Linked DNA regions of Homo sapiens: region 2 is linked to region 1. Evidence: chromatin loops called from intact Hi-C (ENCODE). Cell type or tissue: HCT116. All regions are shown on one strand.

Evidence for each region. Peaks named below come from ENCODE experiments on the same cell type or tissue, not always from the same donor. Only the 100,000 strongest peaks of a DNase experiment are listed, where the experiment ranks them.
Region 2: it touches region 1 in a loop (2.6-fold over the local background); 2 of 110 quality-filtered maps call a loop at or near these places.

The regions. Positions count from the first base shown.
Region 1 is chr4:34,322,408-34,324,907 of GRCh38, reverse strand. No RefSeq gene overlaps it. Among named protein-coding and RNA genes, the nearest start is that of LINC02484, 54 kb to the right of the region's middle. In HCT116, no CTCF peak of the experiment used is centred here; a DNase peak (open chromatin) is centred at 1,088.
Region 2 is chr4:33,647,786-33,650,285 of GRCh38, reverse strand. No RefSeq gene overlaps it. Among named protein-coding and RNA genes, the nearest start is that of LINC02484, 620 kb to the left of the region's middle. In HCT116, a CTCF peak has its summit at 1,074 (motif pointing left); a DNase peak (open chromatin) is centred at 1,075.

The sequences.
Region 1 (2,500 bases):
TTAAATATGCCATGCTGCTCTTTCCTGGCCTGTAAAGTTTCCACTGAAAAGCCTTCTACCACACATATTGGGGATCCATTTTATATTATTTTTTTTTCTTTTGCTGCATTTAGGATCCTTTCCTTATGCTTGATTTTTGGGAATTTTATTGTTAAATTCCTTGAGGTAGTCTTCCTTGGGGTAAATCTCCTTGGTGTTCTATAACCTTCTTGTACTTGAATATTGGTATCTTTCTCTAGGTTTGGGAAGTTATCTGTTATTATACCTGTTAATAAACTTTCTACCCCTATCTCTTCCTCTGCCTACTCTCTAAGGCCAATAACTCTTAGATTTGCCCTTTTGAGGTTATTTTCTAGATTCTGTAGGTATTATTCATTCTTTTTTCTTTTGTCTCTGACTGTGTATTTTCAAATAGTCTGTCGTCAAGCTCACTAATTATTTCTTTTCGTTGATCGAATCTGCTATTAAGAGACTGTGATGCATTCTTCAGTATGTCAATTGTATTTTTCAGCTCCAGAATTTCCGGTTGATTCTTTTTAATTATTTAAGTGTCTTTGTTAAATTTATTCAATAGGTTTCTGAATTTCTTCACTGTGTTATCTTGAATTTCAATGAGTTTCTTTATAACTGCTATGTTTAATTATCTGCCTGAAAGGTCACATATCTCTGTCTCTCTGGGATTGGTTCCAGATGCCTCATTTAGTTCATTTGAGGTCATGTTTTCTTGGATAGTTGTGATGCTTCCGGATGTTTGTTGGTGTCTGTGCATTGAAGTGTTAGATTAGATTATTGTAATCTTCACAGTCTGGGCTTGTATGTACCCATCCTTCTTTGGAAGCACTTTGTGTGTTGTAATCTAAGTTTCTGGTCACTGCAGCCATATCTGCATTAGGGGGCACCCAAGCCCATTAATTCTCTGGCTTTTGCAGACTTATAGAGGTACTGCCCTTGTTTTGGATGTGATCAGGAATAATTCTCTGAATTACCAGGCAGAGATTCTTGTTCTTTTTTCTTACTGCCTCCCAAAGAAACAACCTCTCTTCCTCTGCTGAGCTTTGTGGAGTTAGAGGAGGAAAGACAAAAAACCCCTGTGGTCACCTGAAGCCAACACAGCACTGGGTGTCACCCAAGGTCCAGTGTAATCACTATTTGGCTGTTGCCTCTGTTCATGGCCCTAGGGCTATATAATCAACAGGTGGTGGCATCAACCAGCATGTGCCCTCATGAGCTCCCCTGGGGTCCAGGAGGTTTCAGAGATGGTGTCTGAGAGCCAGAGCCTGGAGTCAGAAACTTTTGACATCTATATGTTCTATTATACTGTAGTGAGTTGGCATCTAAATCACAAGACAGAGTCTATTATACTCTTCCCTCCCTTCTCACAGGCAGATAATTCTGTCCCCATGGCCACCACTGCCACATGCCCGTACTGCCAGGCTACCACTGATGTTTACTTCAAGCCCAAGGGCTCTTTTATCAGCTTGTGATGAATGCTACCTGGCCTGAGACTCACCCTGCAGGGCAGTGAGCTCTCCTCTGGCCCAGGGCAGGTCCAGAAATGCTGTCCAAGTGCCAGGGCCTAAAATCAGAGACCCCAAGAGCTCACTTGGTACTCTAACAAGCTGGTGTCTAAGGTGCAAGACAAAGTCTCCTTTATTCTTGTCTCTACTTTTCTCAAGCAGGAGTCTTTCCTTGCAGTCACTGCAGCTGGGAATGTGCTGGGTCACATCTGAAGCCAACATGTCTCAGAGTCATGCCCAAAGCCCATTATATTACCTGCCTACCGCAGCTGATTATTAAGGGATCGTGGGCTCTTTAGTCAGCAGGTAATGAATCCTGCCAGGATTGCTTTCTTTCCATCAAGACAGAATGTTCTCTTTGGCTCAAGGTGTGTCTAGAAATGTCATCAAGGAGCTGGAACCTGGAATCAGGGCCTCATGACTCTGCCTGGTGCTCTATCCTACTGTGGCTGATCTGTTATCCAAGTTGCAAGACCAAAGTCGTCTGCACTCTTCTCTCTCCCTTCAAGAAGAACAAAAAAGTCTCTTTGGGAGCTATGAGCTATGCTACCTGGGGTTAGGATAATGTAGTGAAGCACTCCCTCAGCCACTTCAGCTGGTGTCTCACTAGGTTGCCTTCCCCCCAAGTCTACTGGCTATCAGCCCAGAACAGCACTAGGACATGCCTAGAAGTTGCAGTCTTTGTGGCCTAGATGGGCTTTAAAGTTTATTAGGAACTCCATAGCACTTTAGCCCATGGTGCTGAGGCTTGCCAGAACTCAATTTCTGCTGGATGATTCCTCTCTGGCTATGGCTTGTCTCAGCGTTCCCTCCTTGGGTGTTGGGTGAGTTCTGCCCAGTATCGCTTTTCACTGTGACAGGGCAGCTCTGAGTTCCACTACAATGTTCCATAATTGCTGAGATGTCCCTCCCTCAAGGGCACAGATTCTCTGTGCCACATGGCCACTGTCGGGGATGAGAGAGAGCTATCATTGACAATTCAA
Region 2 (2,500 bases), 670 kb after region 1:
TTGTAGGGAAAGGCAAGAATGCTACATGAATCTGTCTAAGAGCAGAATTTATGATTAAGCTTGTTTTGACATAATGGTAGGATTTACAGTAAGTACGTGCTCTTATACAAGAAACAGTAGATAAAGTAGAAATTTTAGAGGCCTTCCTGGAACTGGGGTCAAACAGAAGTCAACATGGTGGATTATCATCCACGACAGAGATGCTTTAACCTCCACACATGACTACAATAGTGTTTCTAGATTATAGCTCTAATCACAATATTGAACTGTTTAAAACGTACAGGAGAAAGGCCTAATTATTTTTGTGTAATATATGAACCTCTCATAGACCAGCTTTGTTTTTCTTGACAGCTTCTACTTCAACTTCTCTATCTTGGTACATCCTTGCTCTAATTCTGTGAGCTACATGAAGTTCACAAGTATGCACCATTGTTTTAAATGTTATTCCATTTTTTTCTAATGTTGTTTTTTAAAAAATCAGCTCAAATAGCATGTCTATGGAAAAATGTCCTGAACTCTCTGTGAAAATGTATTTAATTTCTCCTCTGAGTTCCTCAGCTGCTTTGTTCATTCTTCTGTTATAATAGTCGAATAATTTGTTTATGTTTCAACTTCCAGACCATCAGTCTTGTGAGGAAATAGGCTGTTATTTTTGACTCTTGAACATTTAGTAAGATAATTAATGCAGAATACTGGCTTGATGAATATTTGCTGAATTCATTATTTTTATTTTTTTTCTACATACTAATGGAAAAAAAGAACTGATAAATGGTCTTGTAAAACAGTGGAAAAGGATTATTATATTTTATAAACAAATCAATCATCTTTCTTCAGTTCCCATAGTCTATGGCCCAAGTACCAATCACATAACTCAAAGTCACCAACCTTATCAAACCCATCCTTTTTTTTTAAGCTGTTACATATTAAGATGAAAATTTTTATAATTTTGCTACTTAACAGCTATGGTTTTTAACTTACGGTTACTTTTCTCTCCTTGTAATATCTGGTAACATCTGGAGACATTTTTGTTTGTGACAAATGGGGAGATGCTACTGGCATCTAGTGGTAGAGGCTAGGGACGCTGCTAAACATTGTGCAATGGAAAGGACAACCTTCTACAACAAAGACTTATCCAGCCCAAAATGTCAATAGTGTCACAATTGAGAAACTGTTCTACAGTATATCTCCCTCAGGGCATTATCTATATCCAAATCTAAAGAGAATAATCAACTTGTTTTGGTACAAACATCTATATCTGTCTATCTATATTTATTTTTTTCCTCATTCTGTGCTTTTTTTAATCTAGCTGCAGAAATAAACTACAATTTTCTTAAAGGGCAAAACATAACTTTTCGAGAATGCTACAGTTTTCATTTCTTAAATTTATATGACCTACATACGCTTCCGTGTTTTTAAATTTTAGTGCATTCCTGTTTATAAAGACTAAACATTATTTTAAAAAGTAACTCACGAATTAGCATCCAAGATGAGTTCATTTATTTCAAAAGAGAAAAAAAACACATTATGCCTTAAGTCATCTCTCAGAGATGTTATTATAACATCACGTGAATGAAAATTAATTAGTACTTTGTTGCTACATTAAACTTCCTTTTGTAAGCTATAAGTAGAGATCATTTCTTCTACTAAACATATAATAAGAAAAATGAAACATAGCCTTATTCCAAGTTTAGGAACAATAAAATGACAAAATAGAAAGCTCTTCTTCAGTGTCTACACCTGCATGTGTCTTTTTTCCCAAAGCGTCCTATATTACTGAAGGTGACATATTCAATGCAGAAATACTGTGCTGAAATTTAATAAAAAGACATACCAACGAAAGAAAGATTAGACTTTGCCTTATTTTTCCATGATTTATGAAGCATATTTATAAAAGCTTGCAGATTTCCCGTAGCCTACAGAAGGGCACAGACACTTCAGCTTGATGTATCCTGAAGTCATATTGACCATTTATAGTACAATATAACATTCAGTATTAATTTGTTCATTTAAGATCACTTATTGTGTATGATATTTTGCAGATAGACAATGAGCTCAAGCCAATCTCTACCTTTATACAATCACATATGGGAAACAGACAAGTTAGCGGGCACTATATACTATGGTAAGTGCTACAGAAACACATTGAAAGGTGTGGCAGATGCTATGGAAATCCCTCCCAATAGCCATTATTTCCTTATTCCTTACTATAAGAAACTGGTTTCTGTTCAGGAACTGATGGCACATGCACTCAGGGAAACTGGTTCTCTTTCCAGCTCCTGGAAGAAATGTTGATTAGGCAAAGCCCATAATAACCATCCTTTCCTCTTGCAGTGATTAGCTCACACATGGTCATGTGATATAACTATGGCTAATGAGACAAAATATAAAGTTAGATTTTAGGGATCTGGTAGAAGATTTCCTTTCTGATAAAAAAAGGAGAATGTGAGGAACACTGCCTCTTTCCCTGCTGCCAGATGGGTTTTGTGAGGACATGAAAACT